2 separate regions of the Homo sapiens genome follow, and region 1 is linked to region 2. A link is an interaction called in ENCODE POLR2A ChIA-PET data of the cell type or tissue named here. Cell type or tissue: PC-9. All regions are shown on one strand. Links, peaks and the distances in the headings refer to the core of each region. The heading gives the core; the rest is flanking DNA. Region 1 overlaps KBTBD2 (kelch repeat and BTB domain containing 2). Region 2 has its middle 23 kb from the start of FKBP9.

The links. Peaks named below come from ENCODE experiments on the same cell type or tissue, not always from the same donor. Only the 100,000 strongest peaks of a DNase experiment are listed, where the experiment ranks them.
Region 1: POLR2A ChIA-PET joins it to region 2 with 10 read pairs; 21 of 35 experiments call an interaction of 5 or more read pairs at or near these places.

Annotation. Positions count from the first base shown.
Region 1 is chr7:32,873,168-32,888,735 of GRCh38, forward strand. It overlaps KBTBD2 (kelch repeat and BTB domain containing 2), which reads right to left. Exons shown (of 4, transcript NM_015483.3): 2 at 6,268-6,775; 3 at 1,825-1,990. The coding sequence starts at 6,437. Among named protein-coding and RNA genes, the nearest start is that of KBTBD2, 11 kb to the right of the region's middle. In PC-9, for the core only: no CTCF peak of the experiment used is centred there; no DNase peak of the experiment used is centred there; H3K27ac peaks cover 3,518 bases.
Region 2 is chr7:32,926,514-32,942,081 of GRCh38, forward strand. It overlaps the pseudogene RP9P. Among named protein-coding and RNA genes, the nearest start is that of FKBP9, 23 kb to the right of the region's middle. RefSeq lists an enhancer at 14,511-15,399. In PC-9, for the core only: no CTCF peak of the experiment used is centred there; no DNase peak of the experiment used is centred there.

The DNA of each region.
Region 1 (15,568 bases), core at 3,144-11,143, 55 kb before region 2:
TATTCCTCTTAAAATTTAAAAAGGGAACATGATGGGGAAATAAAGAGTAAAACAGTTTGTCATACATAAATATATCAACCATCACTTGTTTTGTTTAAATACTTCTCCTTAATTGCTCAATATGGTCACATAGCCATTATAAATATTTATCATAATTTCCACCAAGTTTTCTGTGAAAAATAGTACCATGAAAAATTAGTATATCTAAGCTCTAAGCAAAAAAAAAAAAAAAAAAAATTGAAACACTTAAATTCAATAAACACTGTTAAAAATTACTTTAATTTGGCTGGGAGTGGTGGCTCATGCCTGTAATCCCAGCACTTTGGGAGGCCAAGGCGGGTGGATCATTTGATGGCAGGAGTTCCAGACCGGCCTGGCCAATGTGGTGAAACCCCACCTCAACTAAAAATACAAAAATTAGCTGGGCATGGTGGTACATGCCTGTAATCCCAGCTATTCAGGAGGCTGAGGCAGGAGAATCACTTGAACCCAGGAGGCAGAGGTTGTTGTGAGCCAAGATTGTGCCAGTGCACTCCAGCCTGGGCAACAAGAGTGAAATTCCGTCTCAAAAAAAAATTACTTTAACTTGAAATCAAAATTCTCAGGTATATTAGGTAGTAAAACACACGAAACCAGTATAAAATTTTCACCTATCTCTTTTATTAACAGATTTACATTCCCATCACAAAACTACTTAGTTTACTGGGTAATCAAATCCTATTGTTTTTCCCTTACACATTTTGTAAAAAGAAAAAAACCTTTTACCTTCTAAAACACGTAATAAGAAAATTACATAGATAAAAGACATTACTGGGCCAGGCATGGTGGTTCATACCTGTAATCCCAGGGCTTTGAGAAGCCAATGCAGGAGGATTGCTTGAGCCTGGGATTTTGAGACCAGCCTGGGCAACACAGTGAGATCGTGTCTCTACAAAAAATAAAAATATTGGCCCAGGGAGTGGTGGCTCATGCCTGTAATCCCAGCACTTTGGGAGGCCAAGGTGGGTGGATCACGAGGTCAGGAGATCGAGACCATTCTGGCTAACAACGGTGAAACCCCATCTCTACTAAAAATACAAAAAATTAGCCGGGGGTGGTGGTAGGCACCTGTAGTCCCAGCTACTCGGGAGGCTGAGGCAGGAGAATGGCATGAACCCAGAGGCGGAGCTTGCATCTGAGCTGAGATCGCGCCACTAGACTCCAGCCTGGGTGACAGAATGATACTCCGTCTCAAAAAAATAAATAAATAAAAATAAATAAATAAATAAATAAATAAAAATAGTAGCTGGGCATGGTGGTGCACACCTTTAGTCATCCCAGCTACTCAGGAGGCTGAAGCAGGAGGATCACCTGAGCCCATGAGTTCAAGGCTTCAGTGAACCATGACTGCACCAATGCACTCCAGCCTGGGTGACCGAACGAGACCCCATCTCAAAAACATAAATAAAAAATGTTTAACAATGTTTCCTCACAAAATAAACCACATAATAAACCAATAAGCTACAACTCATGTATGTAACTGAGTAAAAAAATGCTTACCTGTAGGCTGGACACAGTGGCTCACGCGTGTAATCCCAGCACTTTGGGAGGCCAAGGCAGGTGGATCACGAGGTCAGGAGATCAAGACCAGCCTGACCAACATGGTGAAACCCCGTACTAAAAATACAAAAATTAGCACCTGTAATCCCAGCTACTCAGGAGGCTGAGGCAGGAGAATCACTTGAACCTGGGAGGCGGAGGTTGCAGTGAGCGGAGATCGTGCCACTGCACTCCAGCCTGGGCAACAGAGAGAGACTCCGTCTAAAAAAATATATATATGCTTACCTGTAGGAAGCAAGCTGTTTCATAAAGCTGTTCTACAGTGCTGTCATTCATTGCCAAGTTACCCGTGTATGCATAAGTTATTATTATCTGTAAGGTGGCAGCATCGACATTCCTCAGGTGTACATGGGTTTGTTTGCTTTCACTTAGTCCACTCATAAACATGGCCCTACAGGGGAGATGAAGAAAACAAAGTTGTAAGGGTTTTGTGTAAAACAAATGTAGAGCTGAAAAGAACAATTAGACAATAAGAGGTGTTTATTTAGGGTATTTACTTATAAGAGAAACTTTTTCTTTTTTTGAGACAGGGTCTTGCTCTGTCCCCCAGGCTGGAGTGCAGTGGTACCATCATGGCTCACCACAGCCTTGACCTTCTGTGCTCAAACGATTCTCCTCAGTCTCCCAAGTAGCTGGGACTACAGGCATGCACCACCACACCCAGCTATTTTTTCTTTTATTTTTAGTAGAGACAAGGCCTCCCTATGTTGCCCAGGCTGGTCTCCAACTCCTGAGCTCAAGCAATCTTTCCTGCCTCAGCCTCTGAAAGTGCTCGGATTACAGGCATGAGCCACTGTGCCTAGCCAATGAAATTTTTGAGGGAGACAGATAAGAATAAAATCCAGTCCCAAATATATACCAGACTATTCCACCATGCCATTTTGAGTGAAAATCTCAAAATTCTATTCACTTCTTATATTCATACCATGAAATAATACTCAGCAATAAAAAGGAACTAAGTATTAATATATACTTTAACATAAATGAACCTGAAAACATTATGCTCAGTGAAAGAAGCCACACACAAAAAACCACATAGTATATGAGTCCGTTTATATAAAACGTCTAAAAAAGGAAAATATAGAGACAGAAGGTAGATTAGTAGTTCCTTAGAACTGTAAGAATGGGGTCTGTGACTATAAATAGACACAAAGTGATAAAAGTGCTCTAAATTTAGATTGTGGAAATGGTTGTGTAACTGTAAATATACTAAAATTCATTTAATTATATACTTAAAATGGGTAGATTTTGTGGTATGTAAATTACATCTCAATAAAGCTGTTAAAAATTCATTTACTCAAACAATTCTCTAAAAATATGCAGGACACTTTCCTAAAAATCTATTATATACAGGAAATCATGATGGAAAGGCAACTGGCATCATGGAGAATACTAAGTAGAATGCCCATATATAGGTAAGAGAGGAAAATAGGAGAGAAAAGCTTCTGCATGTAGCGGTCAACAGTGAGTGTCACAACAGTCACTAACTTGGGCACTAACTTGGGCCCCTCAAGGACAGAGATGAAGAAGCCATTCAAAATGGATAAAACAGGGTAGAACATAAGAAGCAATTGTTCAAGGGGCATAGCTTGAACATAAGGGCTCATGCAGGAAACCAGAAAATGAATTGGAAAGATGGAGAGCAGTCAGATCACAGAGGGCCTTTAAATGAGACAAGAGAGTCTGAGCTTTTCCTTGTAGATAGTGGGGAAAACCAAAGGGTTTCAAGTCTGAATTTAGCATGACAAAATGTAAGTGATAAATGTAGGATGAATACTCTAAGCTGACAGACTATAAGAGCTAAAGGCTAGAGACAGGAAAACTGGCTATCAGGCTATGACAATAATATACCTAAGAGGTAAGAAACTAAGTTATATTGGCAGAAATGAATACAAAAACCACTATAGCTGGGCGCTTGGTGGCTCACACTTGTAATCCCAGCATTTTGGGAGGCCGAGGTGGGCAGATCATCTTAGGCCAGGAGCTCGACACTAGCCTGGCCAACATGGTGAAACCCTGTCTCCACTAAAAAATACAAAAATTTGCTGGGCGTGGTGGCAGGTGCCTGTAATCCCAACTACTCAGGAGGCTGAGGCAGGAAAATCACTTGAACCCGGGAGGCAGAGGTTGCAGTGAGCCAAGATCGAGCCACTGCACTCCAACCCGGGCAACAAAAGTGAAACTCCACCTCAAAAAGGAACAAACAAACAGACAAACAAAACCCACTATAAAGAGCCAATAGGATCTGGTGCTTTTCTTTTTCTTTTTTTGAGACAGAGTCTCACCCTGTTGCCCAGGCTGGAGTGCAGTGGTGGTATCTCAGTTCACTGCAACACCCAACTCCCAGGTTCAAGCGATTCTCCTACTTCAGCATCCCGAGTAGCTGGGATTACAGGCGCCCGCCACTACGCCGGCTGATTTTTTGTATTTTTAGTAGAGATGGGGTTTCACCGTGTTAGCCAGGATGGTTTCAATCTCCTGACCTCGTGATCCGCCCGCCTCTGCCTCCCAAAGTGCTGGGATTACAGGCATGTGCCAGCACTCCCGACCAGAAACAGCAAATACTTAATTTCATAATATTGTAACAGGCTGAAGTACCACAACAGAAGTGCTGAGTAATTCTCAAGCAATTCTCTCATTTTGGGTCTAAAATGAACTATAAATGTTACCAAGAAATATTAAAACTATTATTCAGAGGTACCTACTAATTATTGGTGGGATAGACAGAACTGGTAACTCAAACTACAAAGGAAGAATGTATTTAGTTCAGAAGGCAAAATCTCTACAGTAGATGTATAGGAGCATTAGATGTAAAGATCTCGAAATCTACAATTCTGCCAGCAGAATCTAGTTGAAGAACACTTGTGAAAAGCTCAAATTATATCCTGTGGATATGAAACTGTCCCAGGCACAAGATTTTAATGATGGATGGCTTCAACCCCAAACACATATTGAACTATTTTTATTTATTTAATAAATATCTGATTTGTTTTAGGTATAATACACAGTTGTCCCTTGGTATCTGTGGGGGACTGATTGGTTAACAAACTTCCCAGACTTGGCTGGGTACAGTGGCTCACACCTGTAATTCCAGCACTTTGGGAGGCCGAGGCGGGTGGATCACTTGAGATCAGGAGTTTGAGACCAGCGTGGGCAACATGGTGAAACCCCGTCTCTACTAAAAATACAAAAAAAATTAGCCGGGCATGGTGGTGTGTGCCTGTAATCCCAGCTACTTGTGAGGCTGAGGCACAAGAACCACTTGAACCTGGGAGGCAGAGGTTGCAGTGAGTCGAGATAGCACCACTGCACTCCAGCCTGGGTGACAGATTGCGACTGTCTTTAAAAAAAAAAAAAAAAAATTGTAGGCATAGCAAAGGCAACAACTGGTGTTTGAGCCTTAGCTTCTGCAATCATCATGGGATGTGTTAGGGAATGTGAAGTTTCGGTATCTTCATACAAAGTCAGTCAGCCCTGAAAGGTCAAATGAAATCTATCCTGTCTATAGCTGCCATTAAAGAACAGCAGAACAGGCGGTGCGCAGTGGCTCACGCCTGTAATCCCAGCACTTCGGGAGGCCAAGGCAGACGGATCACAAGGTCAAGAGTTTGAGACCAGCCTGACCAACATGGTGAAACCCCATCTCTACTAAAATTACAAAAATTAGCCCAGGCGTGGTGGTGCGTGCCTGTAATCCCAGCTACTTGGGAGGCTGAGGCAGCAGAATCACTTGAACCCAAGAGGCAGAGGTTGCAGTGAGCCGAGATCGCGCCACTGCACTGCACTCCAGCCTGGACAACAGAGTGAGATCGTCTCAAAAAAAAAAAACAAAAACAAAACAAAACAGCAACATCAAACTCACTAATGATTGCTGCTTATGTCTGTTAATATTTGTAGTAGAAATATACAGGTCCACATTTAATTCACCTTTATTCTCCCTGTCCCTTTCAAATATTAAGTCAAAATTACCTAAAAGCAAAGAACAAATAAAGCAATCCATCTATGCCTTGGCTTCTATTCTGCTCAGGAAACGTACAACAAAGACGCAAAAGATCATAAAAATGTAAAGTTAAGCTTTATGTATTTGTTATTAGCAAAGAGTAACTAAATTAACTTCTGCATTCAGAGGCATAGAGAACACCAACGTTACTAGTTATTAAATATTTAAATCTGGCAAAGAGTCTAGTTAGTATAAAGAAATATCACAAATGGTAATAGTAAAGAGTGAGAAAAAATATATTTTGTAAAGAAAAGTCTTAACCTATCTAACAGCACCAATTTTTACCCTCTAAAAATTACTATTTGAGCCTATAACTTGTCAGTTTAAAAACAGAGATCACTGTTTTCTAAAGGCAGCATTTTAAAATCTCAAAGTGTAAATTATCCCATTTTTCTTTCTCTTTTAATGGAAAAAGAATATTCTAAACCTTTCTGCCTTCCCAACATTAAAACTTTACCTTAGTTAATTGCAACACATTTCTTGTATTTCAACCTTTATAAAACTTCTTTCATGTGTCTCTTACACATGCAAGAATGAGATTTGCCAAGTACTACATCATCTGAATAGAAACCTTAAGCAAAACTTAAAAACAAAAATTGAGATGTGGCTTTTTAAAAAATTAAATAACATTTCAAAGAATTTCTATTTAAAACATTAAAAGTACTTACCTGAAATAAGAGCTACATGTTGCAAGAACCATCTTATGACAAGGGAATTCAGTGCCCTCAACAATTAACACTATGTCAGTAAACAACTGCTGTTCATAAAACAGTTTCAACTGTTCCAACAATGACACAGCATATTCAGTATTGATCTGCCTCTCGTCTTGAGTGGACATGACTGTATTCCATTAATATCTCCAGGAACAGATTAGAAAAGTCCGTCTTACTGATGGAAGGTCAAGTGAATACTTCAGAAATAAAGGAGAACCTACTTGCTGTTATCTGCAGCATTCAGTACCAAGACTGACACATTCACTAATGAGTAATATCTTGTTACACAGACTTAGAATCACTCCTAGGTCATCCTGTGTTAATTAGGTTCTTCAGAGTTTTTCAACACAGTCTGCAGACATTGTGCTCAAATCTGCAATTGTGCAGCTCATGAGTGAAAGAGAAAAATACACGAGGTAGATTTTGTGGCAACATCCTATGTTCAGCGGATCCTGTGGAGTAACTAAAAAGAAAAAAAGTTCAGTTGTAGTATCTAGGCCAGTACGGTTTTAGAATATAACGTTTAAAATGGCAGCCTTAAATAGAAATCATATTTATTTCAAGTTCAACTTTAGACATTACCATAAAAGTGAAACATGACAAAAATGAAGATTCTTAGTCTACATTTAAAATTAAAAAACAAGAAAATTACCAGTTGTAATTTCAAGTTAACTTTTGCCTTCTATACAAAATATAACTGTCACAGAAAATAACGAACACATGAATAAGTACACATTTTTAAAGCTCTTTCAAAATAGACAACTTAAATTACCAAAGCCAGATCTCTTAGTTATTTGTCTGGTAGCAACAAATGATCATAATATTTAAGAAAAAATATTTTTTTAAAAAAACAAAAAACCTGCTCTCCTACACAGAGATTTCTCGTTCTCCGAATATATTTTAAACACGTTCACAAAGTCTTCATATTTAATTTAAACTATACGGTAAATAGATTCAAACTGTTAATTTTCAAATTTGCCATTCAATTCACTAGGAGAACTATATGTAATTTGTTTCTTTGTGGAGTGGTTCTTTCCTAGGAATCTTTACAAATAAAAGTATATTTTACTTAAAAAAAAAAAACATAAAATGTAATGGGTATATGTTCCTACCCAGAAAACTCCATATTACACAAATATGAATGTTCTCCGAATTAATATGTAACTTTAATACAAATCCAATCTAAATCCTATTTTCAAGGGATTTATCTGGAAGAATGCACAAAGGTTGCTAAGATATTTGAGGGGAAGAAGGGCAAGTTTTTAATGATTTTTATGAAAATATTAAATGTACTATAAAACTGCCATAAAACCAAGTACACATAAGAAACCAGAGATGACTGGCCGGGCACAGTGGCTCATGCCTGTAATCCCAGCACTTTGGTAGGCCGAGGCAGGCGGATCACAACGTCAGGAGTTCGAGACCATCCTGACCAACATGGTGAAATCCTGTCTCTATTAAAAATACAAAAGTTAGCTGGCCGTGGTAGTGTGTGCCTGTAATCCCAGCTACTCAGGAGGCTGAGGCAGGGGAATTGCTTGAACCCGGGAGGTGGAGATTGCAGTGAGCCAAGATCGCACCACTGCACTCCAGCCTGGGTGACAGAGCAAGACACCGTCTCAAAAAAAAAAAAAAAGAAATTAGATATGATAAAGATAAATATGGTATCTCAAGTTAGGAAGAATGGTTTATTTCAACAAATAATGTTGGAAGTGGCTAACTGCTCAAGGGGGCAAAAAAACCTAGGCTTTAGTCATACTGCATACCATTCATCAAAAAAAAAAACCAAAATTCCAGCTGAATAAAAATTTAATTTGGAACTCAGTATTCACAACACATGGCAAAGGAATTACAAATCAGGAAAAGAGGAAAATCCCAAATAGAATGCTACTAATATGTTAACTATAAAAACTGCCACCTCTTTTTTCACCAACTGTTAAGATGACCATTAGTTACCATAATGAGAAATGACTCCATCATTAGAATCACTGTTATTTTTCCTCACAAAATACCATCCATTATGTCAAAGAGAATGACATACACTTCCTGACAAACTATACTATTACAGTAACTGCTAACTTGATATACAGTCAAGTTTCCAGCCAAGTTAACTTTGAAAGTAACTAAAACAGGTGCAAAGGCAGAGTGAGACTCTGGGTCATTTAAGGTAATAACTTTGCTCTTCCAGAACAGCATGTCACACTATAAATCTGAGTTCTACTACTATAATCTCTAAGGCAAATAATACTTAAAATCACTGGCTATTTCCACACATTAATAATGCAGCAAGGCATAGTGTTGTTGAGGGTGTGGAAAAACAAGCATTCTTACACAGAGGAGTAAGTTGATACATACCCACAATCCCTTATTCAAAACTCTTGACACAAGACACGCTCCAGAATTTACACTTTTCCAGATTTTATAGAGGTATTGTGACACATGTACCCTACATTATGAAATCCTCTCAAGAAGTCTCAGGTAGCAATGGATAATCAAACATATTATCTTTGCTGAGGCAACTATGAATGGTGTCAAAAATAAAGACTATATATAGCCTCACGTTACTTCAGGTCAGGTTTTACTAGCAAAGATTTTTTTTTTTTAACAACTTGATTTTTCAGAGCTTTTTGAATTTCAAAATTGCAAGTATTAATAATACTTGGCACTGGAAATGCTTAATACCAATCTACTAATCCTACTTCTAGAAATATATTTTACAGAAATATATGCATTAATAAAGTAGAAGTCCTAATCCCAGTAGCTGGACTCAAAATTGTCCCCATCCATGTTTAAACAAGGTGACAGCAACTGGTGGCCAGGGCCAAGACAGACTTAAATCATGCCGCTAGACCCCAGAATTTCTTGCAGGCTAGCGGTACAGGCTCACTCTGGTCATTTCATTAACCATATAATAATATGATTTTCTGCAATGATTTTGGGGAGGCCTCATTTACGACTGGGTTTTGCCAGATTTGATTTTTTATCGTATCCATGAAACCGTATTAAAACAATTGAAGTCTGCTTCTAAAAAAGTACAAAGTCATACTCATTAACACAGCTTTATTAGATTCCCCTATTTCCCACTCTTCTTTTGTAATCCAGGATACATTTTCTTCCTGGAGAGGCAGCCTACGTAAAAGTTACCTTAAAATAGGCAGAAAAAGTAAGTCATTCAGATATGACACTAAGTAAATAAACAAGTACAATTAAAAATAAAATTAAAGTCAGGAGTGGTGGCTCATGCCTGGAATCCCAGCACTTTGGGAGGCTGAGGTCGGTGGATCACTTGAGGTCAGGAGTTCAAGACCAGCCTGGCCAACATGGCGAAACCCCATCTCTACTAAAAACACAAAAAAATTAGCTGGACATGGTAGCACGTGCTGTAATCCCAGCTACCCAGGAAGCTGAGGCCAGGGAATCACCTGAACCTGGCAGACGGAGGTTGCAGTGAGCCGAGATCGTGCCACTGCACTCCAGCCCAAGTCACAGAGCAAGACTCCGTCTCAAAAACAAAACAAAACAAAAACAAAAAATAATAAATAAAATTAAGTATCTCACCCCTCTGGGAGCATGGACTTCAAAAGGTATTAACTAAAAATGTGAAAGCTTGGCCAGGTGTGGTAACTCACGCCTGTAATCCCAGCACTTTGGGAGGCCTAGGAGGGCAGATCACTTGAGGCCTGAGGCCTGGAGTTCAAGACCAGCCTGACCAACATGGCAAAACCCTGTCTCTACTAAAAATACAAAAATTAGTCGGGTATGGTGGCTCATGCCTGTAATACTAGCTACTCTGGAGGCTGAGGCTGCTTCAAGCTGAAACTCACTTGAACCCAGGAGGAGGAGGTTGCAGTGAACTGAGATCACACCACTGCATTCCAGCCTGGGCAACACAGCAAGACTCTGTCTCACGAAAATAAAAATAAAAATGTGAAAATTTGCAAAGTTTAGGACGATCAACCAACCATCTTCAAATGCCCACAACACAAACATTTTCTGTAAAAGGCTCCTTCCCTCCTAAAACTTGAAACCAGTACTCTAAATCCTCTGAAGCAATTCAGTATGTACTATATTAATTACCAACTGATGTGACGTATTTTACAAATTTTCCCTTTTCAATAATTACATTTTGTATATCATTCTATATCTAAAATCAGCTTCAAAACGTCACAGACCCTGTTATCTGTAGAAGCCAGCTTCCCCAGATTAATTCTCAGGTATCAAGGAAACTGTTGACTTAATTTTCTTTTCTGAATGAATGGCTAAATTCCACAAATGTTTATTGAATACTAAGTGCCAATCATTGCACTTTACATACTCGGATTCAGAGAAGCCAAACACTAAAGCTCCAAAACACCAAGGGCTTTTACTCTTACTACAGATTACAGCCACAGCTACAGCTGTCATTCAAAAACATGGTGTTTTAAAAACCAGCTATTCTAGACAAACTTAAAAGCCAAGAAGCAAGCAAATGAGTGAAGCAAGCTGGGTATATGAAACATTTTTCTTGAAATGTAGCTATCTTAATCTTTTTCTTTCAAACTTTTAATAGAGACATGAGTTCAAGAAATTTTACTCTTTACCGTAAGAAAAATTGTAGTACAGGTAAAATGAGCAAAGGTATCTGGTGCTCAGCCCTACTACTAACAGTGGATCACACAGGAGGAAGGAAAAACTTATTGAAGACCTATTTAAACCTTCTGGATTTTCTTAATATATGCAATGATTACCTGATTTTTACAAAATAAACTTTTGGCCAGCTGTGCTGGCTCATGCCTGTACTCCCAGCACTTTGGGAGGCCAAGGCGAGAGGGTACCTTGAGGCCAAGAGTTCAAGGCTGCAGTGAGCTATGATCATGCCACTGCACTCCAGCCTGGGCAACAGCAAGATTCTGCCTCTAAAATTTTTAATTTAAAAAAAAAAAAAAAAAGGCTGGGCACAGTGGCTCATACCTGTAATCCCAGCACTTTGGGAGGCTGAGGTGGACAGATCACCTGAGTTCAGGAGATTGAGACCATCCTGGCCAACATGGTGAAACCCCGTCTCTACTAAAAATACAAAAATTAGCCTGGTGTGATGGTGCGTGCCTGTAATCCCTGCTACTCGGGAGGCTGAGGCAGGAGAATGGCTTGAACCCAGGAGGAGGAGGTTGCAGTGAGCCGAGATCGCACCACTGCACTCCAGCCTGGGCAACAAGAGAGAGACTCAGTCTCAAAAAAATAAAAATAAAAATAGTAATAATAATAAAACTTCAAAAGGTACACTATTCTCTCTTCTCATAACAAAGACAAAATATTTTAGGCTTTGGGAGCCATAAGGTCTCTATCCCAAAGATTTAACTCTTGCTGCAGCCTGAAAGCAGCCAAAGACAATATGGAAACAAATGTTATTTCAATAAAACTTTGTTTACAAGAACAGGTTACAGGCCACATTTACCAAACGCTGCTTTATTTTTAAAAATTTATATTTCTTTTATATATATATGTGTGTATGTGTGTGTATATATATATATACACATATATGTGTATATATATATATATACACACACATACACACACACAAATTTTAATTTTTTTTTTTAAGAGACAGGATTGTACTATGTTGCCCAGGCTGGTCTTGAACTCCTACGTTCAAGCGATCCACTTGCCTTGGCCTCCCAGAGTACTGGGATTACAGGTGTGAACCGCCGCACCTGGCCTTACACTGCTTCTTGATGAAATATTTAGTCAGTGACTAAAATACGTACCTCAAGTTGTTTCTGCAAGAATAATGTTTCTCTTCAGATCACAAAACAAGGAAAAGCACAAACTTTAAATTCCTGAACGCGGAATTAAATATAATTCTTAATCTAATTTATATATATTCCACTTTTCTTCTCAACCAAAATATTCTAACATCTTTTACCTAGTCACACAACTGCTTTCCCCAATTCCTGCTAGTTCCGTGGACTTCCGAAACATGTTCTTATCTAGTGTGAGTACCTTTAATTAAGGTTAAAAAAAAAAAAAAAGACATCTCTCCCCAAGATAACCTGCCAAAAAAAAAATCCATACTGAGAAAAAGCTATTCAAAAACACTTAAATTACTTTGGGAAATCCCTGTTATAAGCCACAATTCCTGGTATCAGGTGCTTCCAGATTAGTAAGAAAGTCCTATATTCTAACACTGATCATTAGAATATATTCCATAGTAAAAAATGCTAACCAGCATAAGAATTAAATTGGAGTCATGCAAACACAATATAATGAAATTCACAATCTTAATAAAGTGCAATGTACTTTGACATAAAAAGTGTACATATTCTTACTCCTTCTTTTAAGTCCTGCGCTCAATTCAGTGTTTTTGACTGATTTGCTTGATCGCAGAGAATGGCAAAGATAAGGTTAAAATGTTATACACAGGATGAAATCCTCTCCTCCACTGTCTACACACTTTTTTTTTTTTTTTTAAAGACAGAGTCTCGCTCTGTCGCCCAGGCTGGAGTGCAATGGTGTGATCTAGGCTCACTGCCACCTCCACCACCCGGGTTCAAGCAATTCTCCTGCCTCAGCCTCCTAAATAGCTGGGATTACAGGCACGCACCACCATGTCCGGCTAATTTTTCACATTTTTAGTAGAGATGGGGTTTCACCACGTTGGCCAAGTTGGTCTCAAACTCTTGACCTCAGGTGATCTGCCTGCCTCGGCCTCCCAAAGTGCTAGGATTACAGGCATGAGCCACCACGTCCGGCCTCTACCCACTGACTTTCTACGAATTATTACAGGACAAAGTCCTATTTATTTTTAAATCCGAAGACTACCTACAGAAGTCAAAAATTTATAAACTGATTGAAAACAAATGCTTCTAATACATTTTCTCTAGGATGCCCAAGTCTCCGAGGTTCTGAGTGAATTCCAACACATAAAAGTTTTGAAACATTGTTACTAAATGATTGTCAGGATTAAATCAGTTAGCAATCGACAGTAACATATACAATTCTACTTAAAAATCTGAAACTCTTCCCACAAAATATTATTTCTAGAGATGACTTAAAGTATTGGGAGGATATGCACAGGTTATCGAAAATACTACGGCATTTTATCAGAGACCTGAGTGTCCTTGGATTTTCATATCCCAAGGGGACCTAGGAACTAATCTCCCACTGAAACCAAGAGACAACTGTGTTTCTATGCAACAAATTTAAGTTGGTTGTCTGAATTCCTCACTTAACTTTCCTATAAAATAACAGTATTAAAAAGGTGTTTAACTTCTCACTATAAGCAGCAAAACATGCCTGAAAGTCTATCAGCAAAGAAAATTTACAAAGTAAATACTACTTTAATACTCATAAAGAGATAAGTGACCATGAAATTGTTTTACAGATTCTGATTATTAACATTAAAGGATAAGGAACCAAGATTAAAAGTATGAAATGTTGAAATTTTTAAAAAATCCCAAATACTTTTAAAGATGTCAGAGGTTGATGGCAGTGTTTTGGCTTTTTGGGGGGAGGCAATGAGGGGGGATAGATGTCTAATTTCACTTTGAAATCAAGTTTTCATTCCTAGAGGTGTGTACTTTGTAGCATCCTCCCACTGAGTAGCCTGGAAACACAAATAGAAGCAAAGCAAGCTTTTCCAATGTTAACCAGGCAGAATATAGAGACTGAGGAACGAATAAAGGATTAAAGAACTATTGAATGTGATAAAGAAACCAATCAGCAATTAACTGAGCTGTGGATGAAAAAGGAAGAAAGGATAAAAAGATGGGAAGGAGGCTGCTAGCAAGGCCTGCTACAATAAGCACAGTAGTAGGTACAAAGTTTCCATTGGACAGGAGGAATAAGTGTTACTGATCTGTTACACAGCATGTTGATGATCGCAGTTAACAATAATATACTGTGTATTTCAAAACTGCTAAAGATTCTAAATGTTCTCACCACAAAAAAAATAAGTACATGAGGTGACAGATGTAAATAGCCTGATTTAATCATTCCTCAATGTGTACATAGATTGAAACATCACATTGTAGCCCACAAATACATACAATTATTTGCCAACTAAAAATAAAATAAATTATATAGTAGGAATGAAGGAATGATAGGTCTCCCTCCAGGAGGGGCAGTGCGGCTATAAATCATTCACCTGTAGGAAGCACATTCAAATTGTACATTACTAACTTAGGGAGTGCTGCATCTCCCAATGCTACAAATGTCAATAGAGAAGATTAAAAATTTTTGTTGGAAAAGATCCAAGGCGTTCTCCATGGAGGTCAACCGTTGAAAAATAATTGAGTACAAACCCAAACTACTTGGGTTAAAGCCCCAGTTCTGCAACTTAATAGCTGTGTGGCCCTTTTTAAGTTATTTATTCTCTATGCCTCAGTTTGCTCATCTATAAAATGTAGTTAAAAGTACAACTCTCTTCTCAATGAATTGTTCTAGGATTACATTTCATACTTGGTTCAGTACCTGACACACAGCACTACACAGATATTCGAAATTATTTTTATTAACCCACCCACTGGTGAAGCTTTTGCAGCACTTTCCCAACTCCTGGATTCCACACCTTCACCAGGTCCGAAGATTCCAATTTCAAGGTCTCAGCACTCCAAATACAGTTCTCTTTTTTCATTCTGTCTAAATGGTATTTTACATAAGAGAAATCCAATGTTTTCAGAGAATATTGGGACTTTTTTGCAAACATTTGACACTTGAAATCTGAATTCAGTGTTCTAAAATATTAAGATAATTTTTCCTTTTTTTTTCCTTTTCTCACATATTTTGATGGTACAAATAATGAAACAAACTAGTGCTTAAAAGACGACCAATCTTGAGGAGGCTGATGTCAGTGTAAAAAACTAAATGAGAGTCCAGAAAGGCACCAGTCATAAAACAAGCCTTTCTTTATTTCAATGAGATAGTTTTCTCCTTAGGAAGGACAAGAGATGGGTGCTAGAAACAGTTTGCTTTCAAGTTATCAAAACAACCACGACAGTTGAGAATGTCTGGAAAAGACCATTTGTTTTTTAGATTGTCAACTGCTACACAAACAGAATTTTCTGGAGTTGTGACAGGCATCAATTAAAAAACAAACCAAAAAAAAACAAAAAAACCAAAAAAACAAACACCTGGCCTTTTGAAGAATCTATCAAGTTTTAAAAATTTCAGCATACTTGCAGTGAGCCGAGATCGCATCACTGCACTCCAGCCTGGGCGACACAGCGAGACTCCGTCCCAAAAAAAAAAAAAAAAAAATTTCAGCATAGCTTCCTCTGCT
Region 2 (15,568 bases), core at 5,143-13,142:
TGGCGCATGCCTGTAGTCCCAGCTACGTGGGAGGCTGAGAAATGGGATGATCACTTGAGCCTAGGAGGTCGAGGCTGCAGTGAACCAAGATGGTACCACTGCACTCCAGGCTGGGCAACAGAGCAAGACCCTGTCTCAAAAAAAAAAAAAATTCTACCTCCTATAAACCCATTTGGAAGGAAATTGCCCTAGGATTCATTACACCATAAGAACAGAATATAGTAACAAAGAACACTCCAGATATAGGAAAATGGGTGATCCAACACAGGAGAGAGGCTAAAGGAACCTGCAGAATGATGGTGTCTTAGTCAACTTGGGCTAACGTAACAATGCTGTGTGCCAGGTGGCCTAAACAACAGAAATTGATTTTCTCAGCTCTGGAGGGTTGGAATCTGAGCTCAGGGTCCCAGCAAGGTAGGTCTGTGGTGAGAGCTTTCTTCTTAACTTGAGATGGCAGCCCTCTTACTTTGTCTTCACATGGCACAAGGGGGTAGGGATAGGACAGGAGAGAGCAAGAGTGAGAGCGAGAATGTATGTATGAGCCTGGGCCTACACAAGAGAGAGTGATCTCTAGAATTTCTTCTTTGAAAGGGCACCAATCATATCATGAGGGCCCTAACCTCATGATCTCATTTAACCTTAATTAATTCACAAGGCCCCATCTCCAAATGTCATCACATTAGAGATGAGGGCTTCATCATTCGAATTATGGGGAGACCCAAACATTCAGTCCATCATATATTGGTAAAGGGAGATGCCTGGATGATACGCATGGGAGTAGCCACCTTCAGTAAGATGAAATGGACAGAACATCTCAAGTATATACATTGAAGGTCTTAAGTTTGAAGCTTGGAAAAATGTTGAGGTTGAATTACAGATCAGTACATGGAAAGCAAAAACAATAATAATAATAACAAAAACTCAAAAACAATAAAAACAGGACACATTTTGAGCGGACACATTTTGCAAGATACAGCTCACCTCTGGTCATAATCATAGTAAATACCAAAGACTTATTTAACTAAGTTTATGATATAATAATTACTGGGAAAATGAGATATAAAAGGGTACACATGTGTGGTGAGAGCAGGAGAGAGAACTACATACTCATCTTCCACTGTACAGAGGCATCAGAAAATGACCAAACTTGAAAAATCATGGAGCAACAATGCAACTATGGGGTTAAGATGTGGAGATAAACATCAAAACAACCAACTAAAAAAGCTTGACTCTTTGGAAGATTGATTTTTTTTTTTTTTTTTTTTTTTGAGACAGAGTCTTACTCTGTCGCCAGGCTGGAGTGCAGTGGCGTGATCTCAGCTCACTGCAACCTCCGACTCCCTGGTTCAAGCGATTCTCCTGCCTCAGCCTCCCGAGTACCTGGGATTACAGGCATGCGCCACCACACCCAGCTAATTTTTGTATTTTTAGTAGAGACGAGGTTTCACCATGTTGGCCAGGATGGTCTCGATCTCCTCACCTCATGATCCACCGCCTCGGCCTCCCAATGGAAGAGTAATTTCGTACGCTCTCGAATGTGTTAACTGCAACGGAGGGGCAGGGCATGCGCACAGAGAGTTCCACCTGTGTAGACCCATCCTCCCATGGTAGCTTCTCTCCGTTACATGGACAAAGCACCACTGATAGAGAGTGCCCAACAGAGGCAAGACCCAAAAAGACCCGTTCTCTAATGCATCCCTCACTCCCATGGCATTTCCTTTCTATTACTTTCTTTACTTCCTATTACTTTCCAGAAAGTCCTTTCTATTACAGGAGTAACACCGAAGAGTGTACTCCCAAGGCAGTGACAGTCCTGAGCAAAGAATGCTGGACTTGGAATCAGGAACCCTAGAGTCAAAGCTTTGCTCTACGTCTTCCCTGGGACCACTTACTGACATACACACATCTGTTTCCTCATCTAGAAGACAGAGAACATGCCTTGGCTCTAAGAGGGCTGTGGTGAGAACAAGTTAAATAAAAGAAGTAAACGCGCTTTGTAAGTTGCGGCATGTAAGTTGCATGGATTAGGGGAACTCTCCCACATTCACACTGCATAACTCTGACTTCTTTCCCCAGTGGCAACCAAAGTCCTTTAGTTGGTGCATGAGCCAGAAATTCTCTGGCGTATTCATTGCCTGGTATATCTGGTATGCTATCTTCTGGCTTAGCCTCATCTTCCTAAACAAAGGGAACAAGGTGCAAATAGCATGGCAAGATAGCGCTGGGATTCTCTCCTGCTTCCCTAGGAGTCACCCTCACCTGGCTTTTTCCTGGTCTGTGGGTGCCAAGGTCATCTTAATTACCCCTCAAAACTAGAAAGAAAGACAGTTACACTTGATCGAAAAAAAAGGAAACAAATGTACCAGAAGAACTATACCAAAAACAATGTAGCTGTTCTTAGAGAAAAGTTACTGGTGAAGCAGAAAAATCTGTCCTTATATAGCAATGACTGGTGAGCTCCAAATTTTGATGTAAATTAGATTCTAAGGTTTTTTAAAAAAAGGTTTCACTACCTCAAAATGTAGAATGAAGCAAGATGTATGAATTAAAGTAAACCAGGCTTCCTGGAATAATAGAAATGGCATATTATGCTACAATAGCTTATTATACCCTGAAGGCCCCTATCATGTTTTACAGTCGCATGCATGCTGTAATTTTTTCAAGTTTCCATGAATATTAAATTTCAATAGAAAGATGGTTTTTAAGAATCTTTTTTTTTTTTTCTTTGAGACAGTCTTGCTCTGTCATCCAGGCTGGAGTGCAGTGGTGCAATGTCAGCCCATTGCAACCTCCACCTCCCAGGTTCAAGAGATTCTCCTGCCTTGGCTTCCTGAGTAGCTGGGATTACAGATGTGCACCACCACGTCCAGCTAATTTTTTTGTATGTGTGTATTTTTAATAGAGACAGTGTTTTGCCATGTTGCCCAGGCTGATTTCGAACTCCTGACCTCAGGTGGTCCACCTGCCTCAGCCTCCCAAAGTGCTGGGATTTTAGGCATGTGCCACTGCGCTTGGCGAAGAATCTTTCTCCATTGACAGTTACGAAACAGCAAGTTTTCTTGGCCGTGGCCTGCCACTCTAAGTCTCCCTCGTGCGCACACACCCTGGTGCCGTAGCCAGGAGCTGCAGGAAGGATGCCTCCACCGGGGAGCTGGACTGGATGAGCTGTCGGGTCTCCTCGGAGTTGACTGCTCTCTGAGCTGCTGATACTCAAGAAACCAACACAGGATGGACTGAGGGACTGAGCCAAGTAAGGCTGACAAGAAAAGGAGGCAGCTGAGCTTAAAGATGCCGTTCCCCAGTCAGAGAGAAGGGGGCCACGGCCAAGGAACCCATGTGGGCCTGCACTGGTTCCTCAGGGAAGGGAAACATGGCTGATGAAATTTCCACAAAGGCAGAGGCTTGTGACAACACTAAAAATTATGACCCCTCAGTCATCTGCAGGAAAGAAACAGGCTTTTCATAAAAGGGCATTTAAATGTCATGCAACCATTTTTCATAATGCATTACTGAGTCTGTAAGTATGTCTAGTGGGATAACCAAGAGTACAAACTTCACACTAACCTTGATAAGCCCAGGAGGAGGTTTTTCATAACTGGAAAACAAAAAACAAAACCATCAACCATTTTAATGGGAACGTAACATACTTTTATGAACAAAAGACAGCAGCCAGGTCAGAATAAAAAGGAGATTCTTAGAGAAAATTCAAAACTACATTTTAGTATATTATATCTAAAACAGTTAATAAAATATGCTCAGCATTCCAGATCACATATAAACTGATGAGATAACACATCCTGCAGAGATCCAGAAATTATGTTCATTGAAATAACTAATGTCTCTCAGCACAATGATCTTATTTGGAGGAGAAAGGAAAGCAAGAGGTTGCAGGGAGAGCATGAGGTGAGAAGACAGTGGGTCCTCTGGTTCCAAAACATCACTGTGTTTTTCTCAGGTTACTGACCTAGCATAACATCCATGTACTCAACACTGAACAGGCTCCTGGGGGAAAAGAGTGCAATCTGTTCCAACACAGTGTGGGGGCACAGCGGAGGATGCACAGAGCTGCGTGGACAGGCCCGTCCCAGAGGCACCCTCACCCATGGGCCTGCAACGCCAGCTCCAATTCCACCCGCCCGCCCGCCTGCCTGCCAGGTTTACAGATGTTGAGGCCAGGACACAGCACCCCAAAAATGACTGCACAGCACCAGAATATGCCACCCTAAAATATGCTTCATTGGCATATTAATTATTTCAAGCTGATTACTTTGAGAAACTGCAGACAAGGAGTAGCCCTGAAGAGCTGCCATTTTGTAAGAGAAATTTACATCGATTATATAAAGCAAATTTACATTAGTAATAAAGGAGTTTGTATCAGGAAAGGAGCTGCTCCCAGACAAATTTTATTACATGAAAGACTTTTATCTACATAAAAAGGCAAACTTTATTCACCATATGTTTCCTCCCCCATCCTCCCATAATTTATTTCTACCCCTCCCCCAAGAAGCCCCAATCCCCTGTTCCTTTCTGCAGCTGAGGATGCTATATAAGGTTCCTCTGGTGCTTCTTTGAGTCTCATACTTTTGTGGGACTCCCATACATAGAGATATAATTAAGATTTTTTTCCTCCTGTTAATCCATCTTATGTTCATTTAATTCATAGCCTACCCAAAGAATTTAGAAGGGTGTAGGGAAGCCATTTTTCCTTCCCCCGCACAGACAGGTATTACCTGGGAAGAGCAGAACGCTTCTCCTCCCTGTGCTAGGTGGCACCTGCCACCAAAGATGGGCCAGGACTTCCTTATTTCCATCCAGGGACTGAACCCGAGGGAGACCCAGAATGCTGAGCACGCAAAGTCTGTATCTGGGACAGGCGGCGAGATGCGAAGGAAATTCTGCAGGTGAGGTGTTCGTGCACTCAAAGAGCAACTCGGGCTCTTAGAGGGATTCACACCTCCCCCAAAAAAGTAAGACAAATATTTGTAGCTCAGATCTGTGCCTTAACCCTCTAAACCTACAAGGAAGTACTCATTTTAATACTTCAGAATGGCTGCAAAGTATAGGAATGCTTAATGATTTAATGTTCTCTTCATCCTGAACCATTCCTTATGAACTGATTTTAGAGACCCTTTTGGAACACAGTAAATACTGGAGGAGGGAGGGATTAAGGGGAACAGACTAAGGAGAAAGTGAAATGCTTTCCCTTCCATTCGCCTCCAAGGTGTCAGAGAAAAGGACTTTGCCAGAGTACAGATGAGAAATGGCACAGGTCGCTACAGCAAGAAAGATTTCCCTTTGGCTTCATCTGTGGACACTGTCAAAGGACTCCTCTCACCCTCACTATCACTGATCCATGGAATAGGAGAACCTACTCCACAAAGATTACATAGTAAACAACTGGGTAGTAGCGGAGTTAGCTTTTTAGGTATGATACAGTGCTTTTCCAAAGTAAATACTTAAAATATCTTCTAATGGAAAGCTGTGGTGTGTCATAAGCAAGAATAATGGTAAGATGATACAGACCTCCTGCAGCCATCCTTTAGAGGTGTTAATACTATGCCTTGGCCGCTCACGCCTGTCATCCCAACACTTTGAGAAGCTGAGGCAAGAGGATCACTTGAGGCTAGGAGTTTGCCATCAGCCTCGGCAACATAGCAAGACCTCATCTCTACAAAATAAAAAATTAAAAAAGGCTGGGTGCGGTGGTTTATGTCTGTAATCCCAGCACTTTGGGAGGCCGAGACGGGCGGATCACGAGGTCAGGAGATCGAGACCATCCTGGCTAACACGGTGAAAACACGTCTCTACTAAAAATCCAAAAAAATTAGCCGGACACAGTGGCAGACGCCTGTAGTTCCAGCTACTCAGGAGGCTGAAGCAGGAGAATGGTGTGAACCCGGGAGGCAGAGCTTGCAGTGAGCCAAGATTGCACCACTGCACTCCAGCCTGGGCAACAGAGCGAGACTCTGTCTCAAAAAATAACAAATAAACAATTAAATAAAAATTAAAAAATATTATGCCTTATGCACAGAGGCCTAAGAGAGTTTGGAAGGGAGGTGGTAAAGTCTATGAAAATATCCAATAATCCAACAAATAATTATTTTTGCCACAGGAGCTGAACAAACAACATATGGCCAAACTAAGTTCCAAATTCCTGAAAAATATGTAACTATATTGCCTAGATGGAAAAGGAATGTGATAGAACTGCACATTCTGAATTCTATTATTATTTGCAATGGCATTTCCTAAATAGTCCATTTTACAAGAGTTCCCACCAGTTTAAGGGGGGGGGGGCGCTGATGCTTTTTTCCCTGGGGCTAAACAATTCATTAGTTTATGTAGCATGTTAAGATATTTCCAAAGTTTAAAATAATATTCAGCCAGGCATGGTGGCTCACACCTGTAATCCCAGCACTTTGGGAGGCTGAGGTGGGTGGATGACTTGAGGTCAGGAGTTCAAGATCAGCCTGGCCAACATGGGGAAACCCCATCTCTACTAAAAATACAAAAATTAGCTGGGTATGGTGGTGCACACCTGTAGTCCCAGCTACTCGGGAGGCTGAGGCAGGAGAATCGCTTGAAGCCAGGAGATGGAGGTTGCAGTGAGCTGAGGTCACACCACTGCATTCCAGCCTGGGCGACAGAGCGAGACCATCTCAAAAAAAAAAAAAAAAAAAAAAAAAAAAAAGCAAATGAATAAAACTCAGGCTCTTATTAACTACTTTAAAAATACAAAATAAATCATAGGTCACTATTTGATGCAAAAGTGAATGATATTGCAAAGTAATACTTATGTTAATATTAACTACTAATTTAGCAAAAATTATTATAATATGACTACATAGGAAGGAAGGAGACAAGGGTAGTAAAACAACTAAAATCTTACCTACTCTGTCCTCAGTTGAATAGCTGTAGGAGACCAGAATATGCTACCTCAAAGCACACCTTTTTGGCTAAGGATCATTTTGAGAAACAGCAGACACAGGGGAAGCTCTGAAAAGAGAGCCGAAGTCACCCTTTTGTAAGACAAATGTTCATCTATAAAGGGAATCTCCATTTCAGGTGAGACCCTTTTTTTTTTTTTTTTGAGATGCGGTCTTTCTCTGTCACCCAGGCTGGAGTGCAGTGGCTTGATCTCTGCTCACTGCAACCTCTGCCTCCCGGTTCAAGCGATTCTCCTGCCTCAGCCTCTTGAGTAGCTGGGATTACAGGTGCGCACTATCACGCCCGGATAATTTTTTTTGTTTTTAGTAGAGACGGGGTTTCAACATGTTGCTCAGGCTGGTCTCGAACTACTGACCTCGTGATCTGTCCACCGCGGCCTCTCAAAGTGCTGGGATTACAGGCGTGAGCCACCGCTCCTGGCCACAGGTGAGACCCTTTCTATATAAGAAAGAGAAAAATGTCTCTCAATCACAAGAGAATGCTAACAACGGGGAAAGCACAGACACAAACCTGCATAACAAACCTTACCTTTATTTATCATACTTTTCTTGGTCACTATCCCATAGCTCAGTTCCCCCATATCTTTCTTTCTTTGATTTAGCTGAACATGGTATTTAAGCCTGAATCCAAAACCACTTCTTCAAGATTTTTCATTCCACTGGGTATCTCCCATGTATATAGAACATATACATGGTAATAAACTTCTGCTTGTTTTTTTCTGTTTGTTTGTTGGAGAGAGAGTTTCGCCCTCATTTCCAGGCTGGAGTGCAATTCACCGCAACCTCCACCTCCCGGGTTCAAGCGATTCTCCTGCCACAGCCTCCCGAGTAGCTGGAACTACAGGCGCACGCCACCACGCCTGGTTAATTTTTGTATTTTTGGTAGAGACGCGGTTTCACCATGTTGGCCAGGATGGTCTCGATCTCTTGACCTAGTGATCTGCCCACCTCGGCCTCCCAAACTGCTGGGATTACAGGCGTGAGCCACTGCGCTCAGCCTTTTTTTTTTTTTTTAAGATAGAGTTTCACTCTTGTTGTCCAGGCTAGGGTACAACGGCACAATCTTAGCTCAACGCAACCTCCGCCTCCCGAGTTCAAGCGATTCTCCTGCCTCAGCCTCCTGAGTAGCTGGGATTATAGGCATGTGCCACCAGGCCCGGCTAATTTTGTATTTTTAGTAGAGACAGGGTTTCTCCATGTTGGTCAGGCTGGTCTCAAACTTCTGACCTCAGGTGATCCGCCCGCCTCAGCCTCCCAAAGTGCTGGGAGTACAGGCGTGAGCCACTGTGCCTGGCAATGCTTGTTTTTTTTTTATTATTAATCTTCTGTTACAGGGGCCCTGGACCTTAGAAGAGTGGAAGGAAAAAAACTTTCCCCTTAAATAGATAATGTCCATTACGGAATCAAAAAAGGCAATATAAGGCTGGGCATGGGGGCTCATGCCTATAATCCTAGCACTTGGGAGGCCAGGGTGGGAGGAATCCTTAAGTCCAAAACCAGCCTGGGCAACACAGCTAGACCCTCTTTCTAAAAAACGAGGAAGGAAGGGAGGAAGGGAGGGAGGAAGGGAGGGAGGGAGGGAGACAGTGAGGGAAAGAAAGGCAAGAAACATGATTTTAAAATAAACAGTTACAGCCTTGCGCAGTGGCTCACACCTGTAATCCCAGCACTTTGGGAGGCCAAGGCGGGTGGATCACAAGGTCAGGAGATCAAGACCATCCTGGCTAACACGGTGAAACCCCATCTCTACTAAAAATACAAAAAATTAGCTGGGCATGGTGATGGGTGCCTGTAGTCCCAGCTGCTCGGGAGGCTGAGGCAGGAGAATGGCATGAACCTGGGAGGCGGAGATTGCAGTGAGCCGAAATGGCGCCACTGCACTGCAGCCTGGGCGACAGAGCTAGACTCCGTCTCAAAAAAAAAAAAAATAGTAATAATAATAAAATAAAATAAGCAGTTATGTCCCAGATGAAAAAACTAAGTTTCCTCACAGAAGTCTTGATAGGGGAGAGGGGTGCAGAGAATATATAGGGTAACTGGAGTCTCAAACCACTATTTTTTTAAATTAGCCTTTTCTTATGAGTTCACTTGAGTCAAGAAAAAAAAAGCCTTTGGTACTATTTGATTAAACAGTTTAAATTACATGAAGTATTACTCTGGAATGAATAACATTTGATTTAAAAGCAAACAAGTCTCTGAACTAGCCAAAGGAAACATATTGACAGTCCAGTCAGTTGCAAATCTCTGAAACTAGAAAACCCCAGTGCTCTGAGAATCTTAGCCCATATTATGCTGATATAACGGAATACCTGAGACTGGGCAATTTACAAGGAATGGAGATGTATTTCTTATAGTTCTGGAGGCTAGAAAGTCCAAGGTCAAGGGGCTAGCATCTGGCAGGGGATTTCTTTGCTTCATCATCCCATAGCAGAAGGCAGAAGAGCAAGAGAGAGCATGGGTGGTGATGGACAGCAAATTCATGTTTTTATCAGAAACCCACTCCAGCAATAACTAATCCACTCCTAACAGCGCCTATCCACTTATAAGGGCAGAGCCGGCTGGGTGCGGGGGCTCACACCTGTAATCCCACGACTTTGGGAGGCCGAGGCGGGTGGCTCATGAGGTCAAGAGATGGAGACCATCCTGGCCAACATGGTGAAACCCTGTCTCTACTAAAAATACAAAAATTAGCTGGGCGTGGTGGTGTGCGCCTGTAGTCCCAGCCACTTGGGAGGCTGAGGCAGGAGAATTGCTTGAACCTGGGAGGCGGAAGTTGCAGTGAGCCGAGGTCACACCACTGCACTCCAGTCTGGCGACAGAGTGAGACTCCGTCTCAAAAAACAAACAAAAAGGGCAGAGCCCTCCTGACATAATCACATCTTAAAAGTCCTCTCTCTCAACACTGTTACATTGGGTATTAAGTTTCAATAAATGAACTTTTTGAGACAAGAGTTTCACTGTGTTGCCCACTCTGAAGTGCAGGCCTGATCACAGTTCATTGCAGCCTCAACCTCTCAGGCTTAAGTGATCCTTCTACCTCAGCCTACAGAGTAGCTGGGACTACAGGTGCACATTACCATACCCAGCTAATCTTTATTTTTATTGTAGAGATGGGTTCTCAATATGTTGGCCAGGCTGGCTGGTCTCAAACTCCTGGGCTCAAGCAATCCACCCACCCAGTCCTCTCAAAGTGCTGGGATTACAGGCATGAGCCACTATGCCCAGCTCTCCAATACATCAACTTCGAGGACACATTCAAACCATGGCAGAAGTAAACATCTGGTTTTGCTAGTTTATAGGTCTATATTACTTAGCTGGTGAGGTTCCATTTTATCATTTGCAAAAGCAGGTTATAATCTCTCTGCTGTCTAGGAGCTACAAAATAAACACATGGTATTAACCACTGTGTGGCATCCTACAGCTAAATATACTGAGTGTTGGGCAGGGCCAGGCCCTGCCTGCAGTTATGCTAGAGAAAGATCTTTAAACATCTGTCTTCCATGGGAGAACAAGAGCACCACCCGGTTACTTGAAAAGGCCGAAATGCCCAGTAATGTGGATGCCCACAATGCAGGGTCTCCAACCTGCAACCACTGCCCTGTTAAGGTGAAAAGTCATTCAGCTCTTGGGCCACCAAAAAGTAGGCCAGACTCCACCAAAAAACTGCATTTTGTATGCAATCTCCCAGAAGTCTGATTATGAAGGATTTTAACTCCTTGAGGACCTTTCCTTACATGACCCACATAGCATAGGTAACAAAAAGTGCCTGTGACAGAAACAAACTGTTGACTGAGTGAACATCACACTATGTCAACCCCCCAAAAAGAAAAACGAAGGCAAAATTAATGTCAGTAGAGTTCATTTGAGCCAAATTTGAGGACTGCAAGCTGGGAGTATCTATTTAAGTTGCCCGGAATATACACTCCTGGGTTGCAGTCCTCAAACTTGGCCCAAAATAAACTCTATACTTATATTAATTTAGCTTCAGTTTTTTCCTTTGGGTCAACATATCTGGCATAGTTGGCAGAATAGGTCCCTCCCTCCACCACTGCCCAGTGTTTCTCTCTGAAAGCGGCACTTGGTACCAACATGAACTCCTATCTCTGACTTTCCTAAGGTCAGGGGATCAGGATTTTTATCTGCCAACACATGGGTCTTAAGTCGCCAATTTACTTTGGTTTGGGGCCAAGGTCTTGTTGCATTGTGACCTTTCATTATGGAAACTGTGCTTGTTTCACCCTGGACCAACCTCTCTTGGAGTCCCTTTTCCTAATTTATGAGAATGAATACTTCCCTCCGAAGATTAAAGGCACTCACTCCCTCTGGCCCATTAGGGAACTCTAAATAATCAGAGACTTGGCGAGGTGCCAGGACTTTGTCCATAACATTCAGTGGCCTTACAGGGTTTCCTCTGTGAGAACATCTGTACCCTCTCACCCTGCCAGTGAGTGTGCATAAAGGCTGGTCATCTTGCATTTGTGAGTCCTCTGTGACCTTCAGGGGATTCAGCGTTTCTGAGACACATAAGAGAGGAGACCTGACTTACTGGTGACACACCGAAGTGATACACTCACAAGCGGCACATTTAGGCCCAAAACACTGCTCAGAGTCATGAATGATTCAGGTCTCTAAATTATGGGTAACAAATCATCCGGGTCTGAGGACTCCCCAAGGAGGCACCCTCCCTCGGAGACACCAGCTGGTTTTATGTGCAATACCTGCTGAGTTTCATCTTATAAGTATTTGCACACATTGGCCCACATGACTCGAGAGGACCCCAAATTATGATGGCCAATATAGGGGTCCTTTGAAAGGCCTAAAGTAATTCAATTTTCTGCACAATTGGGAAAAGCTGGGTTTAGAACCAGACAAATTAAATGGGAAATCTCCTTTCTGTTTGCCCTGGCTGAAATCTGCTCATGAGAGATATAAAAAAATTTTTTTAAAGAGCTGTGTGGTCGGCCGGGCGCAGTGGCTCACGCCTGTAATCCCAGCACTTTCGGAGGCTGAGTTGGGTGGATCATGAGGTCAGAAGTTCGAGACTAGCCTGACCAACATGGTGAAACCCCATCTCTACCAAAGATACAAAAATTAGTCAGCTGTGGTGGCGCACGCCTGTAATCCCAGCTACTCTGGAGGCTGAGGCAGGAGAATCACTTGAACCTGGGAGGTGGAGGTTGCAGTGAGCCAAAATCATGCCACTGCACTCCAGCCTGGGTGACAGAGTGAGACTCCATCTCAAAAAAAAAAAAAAAAAAAAAAAAAAAGCTCTGTGGTCAGAGTCAGCTGCTTAATTAAAGGCTGACATTCAGGCTATAATTTTTTTTTTTTTTTTTTTTGAGAACTAAAAAAGGCCCTTCTGCTTTTTCTCTTTTCGATCTTATTCCTGATAATATTTTTCAGTCGACTGAAACCCCTTTTAAAAAAATGTTGGAGGCCACTGTTTGCTTCCTACCTTGTTGGCATTATTTTGGTTGAGAAAAATGTAAAACTTCATTGGCCTTTTAGAAAGCTTAAAATCTCCCAAACTGGCCCCTCTAATACTTAACTCTTCCATTTCCTTCCACTTCTGCTCCTTCTCCCTTTTGCCATCTTGAACACATAGGAGACTTCTGGCACTCCTGAGACCCCTTGAGTACACGGAAAAAGGGGCCATGCCCACCCTTTTTTGGGGTCTTCAGTCTTTCTCATGGAATCTAAGAGTCATGAGTAGGCTTCTCTCAGGTCTGTGGCTCTGCTCTATTTTGCACGGAGTTTCTGGATCTCTGGCTTTTGGAGTATGAGGTATTACTTTGTATTGTGGTGGAGAACTTGACATTTTCATGTGTGATGGCTGGCAAGTCACTGGCAAAAGCTGCAGTTTTGGAAGTGGCTGACAGCTGTTGCAGTGAATGGTCACTACTGAAGGAGGCAACTTGTTTCTTTGCCTGTTTAGATTTAAAAGGTGTGCTTTGAACACTTGAAGACTCCTGTGGGAGAGAGGCTGACTGCAGAGTGGACTGATGGAGTCAGGTCGCCCACCAGCCTCTGTGAAATGTCCTTGTATTGAGGAAAACTGTGGAAAGAATTCACACTGGTTCAGTCGTATTTCCCTCTTCTTGGGGACCTGGGATTCAATGTAAAAGTAGAATCCTTAAATTTTAAAGATCTGAATGTTCTGCCTTTCAGCTGTGCCTGCTTTTCACATATTTAAATATTAGGCCCTGAAAACTGCAACTTCTTTCACTGTCCTATTCATTAAGAGGCTCCATCCTGAAGTCAGAAATCTCATTAAGAAACAATCGATCTGGCTCACGCCTGTAATCCCAGCACTTTGGAAGGCCGAGACAGGCAGATCACTTGAGTATGGGAGTTCGAGACCAGCCTGAACAACATGGCGAAACCCTCTCTCTACTAAAAATACAAAAATTAGCTGGGTGTGGTAGCAGGTGCCTGTAATCTCAGCTACTCCAGCTACTCAAGAGGCTGAGGCACGAGAATCTCTTTTTTTTTTTTTTTTTTTTTTTTTTTTTTTTTTTTGAGACGGAGTCTCGCTTTGTCACCCAGGCTGGAGTGCAGTGGCACCATCTCGGCTCACTGCAAGCTCCGCCTCCCGGGTTCATGCCATTCTCCTGCCTCAGCCTCCCGAGCAGCTGGGACTACAGGTGTCCGCCACCACGCCCGGCTAATTTTTTGTATTTTTAGTAGAGACGAGATTTCACCACGTTAGCCAGGATGGTCTCAATCTCCTGACCTCGTGATCCGCCGGCCTCGGCCTCCCAAAGTGCTGGGTTTACAGGCGTGAGCCACCGCGCCCGGCAGAGAACCTCTTGAACCCGGGAAGCAGAAGTTGCAGTGAGCTGAGATAGCGCCACTGCACTCCAGCCTGGGCAAAAGAGGGAGACTCTGCCTCAAAAAAAAAGAAGAACAAGAAGAAGAAGAAGAAACAATCTATCAAACTAAATCAGTTGACAAAATGCAACTTCCTGACATTTAGCTGGCTACTTTGAAACTCTGTTTAAAAAAAAAAAAAATAGTCTTGCTCTGTCGCCCAGGCTGGAGTGCAGTGGCAGGATCTCGACTCAACACAACCTCCGCCTCCAGGTTCAAGCGATTCTCGTGCCTCAGCCTATTCAGTAGCTGGGATTACAGGCGTGCGCCACCAAGCCTGTCTAATTTTTATATTTTTAGTAGAGACAGGGTTTTGTCATGTTGGCCAGGCTGGTCTCCAGCTCCCGATCTCAAGTGATCTGCCCACCTCAGCCTCCCAAAGTGCTGGGATTAAGGGCGTGAGCCAAAGGCGCCCAGCCTGAAACTCTTTATAAAAGAAATCTACCGCCGGGCACTGTGGCTCAAGCCTGTAATCCCAGCACTTTGGGAGGCCAAGGCGGGTGGATCACCTGAGGTCACGAGTTCGAGGTCAGCCTGGCCAACACGGTGAAACCCCATCTCTACTAAAAATACAAAAAAAAAAAAAATTAGCTGGGTGTGGTGGCACACACCTGTAACCCCAGCTACTTGGGAGGCTGAGGCAGGAGAATCATTTGCACCTGGGAGGTGGAGGTTGCAGTGAGTCGAGATCGTGTCAATACACTCCAGCCTGGGTGACCGAGGGAAACTCCGTCTCAGAAAAGAAAAAAATAAAAAAAAGAAAGAAAGAAAAAAAAAAAAAGAAAAAAAACCTCCTTTTGTAAGGGCATCTCCCTCGGTGGACCTAAACCACTAGAAAATTTCAGGATGGGGAAGACATTGGTTTAAAGTTTACATAACAAACGGTACGGTACCTCTGTTTAAAATACTTTTCCTGGTAATTTTAACCAGTTTGTAACCTATGCCTTTCTTTGTCTCAGCAAATAATTCTGTTTAGGTACAAGTTCTGTGTCTTTTAGATGTAAATTTTTTACTTTGTTTCATCTAATAGTCTTTTGAAAGTGCAAGCTTAGGGTTGCCTAGCTACTAATTACTTAGGGTAGTGGAAAAGATAATCAAGAGACTGATCCTCTAAAGTGGACGATCACTAAGTGGAGGATCACTAAGTAGACGATCTAACTGGATGATCACTTCAGACGATCATCTGAAGTGGGCATAGACTATTAGAAAACTGGCTAATGAAGAATCTTATAAAAGATCTGCTTCTGTTTGTCTGTATGCCTATGTTTATATGTGTTACAGGCATGTGACATTTCATTACCAAAATACATGAAAAAGCTCAAATTAATTGGCATCAAAATATGCCACCCTGACATACTGATGACTCTGAGCTAAAAGAAACAGAACCAGCCAACACAGGAAAACTTCACCTCGCCGGCAACTGCTCCCCTTTTGTAAAGAGAAATTTACATCTTTAAAGGAAATTTCCATGAGTAAACGTATCTGTATCAGAAAGAGAGCTGCCTGGAGACAGCTTTTATCACCTGGGAGCCTAACAAAGCAACCTTTATTCATCATACATTTTGACCCTTCCATAATTTGTCTCCACCACGCCCCAAAAGGCCCATGCTCCTATTCCCTGGCCCTTCTTTCAGTCTCCCACTTTTGTGGCCCTCCAGTGCATGGGTATGTAAAAATAGTTTTTCTCTTGTTAATCTGTCTTATGACAATTTAATCTGTGGCCCAGCTAAAGAACCTAGAAGCGTAGGGGGAAG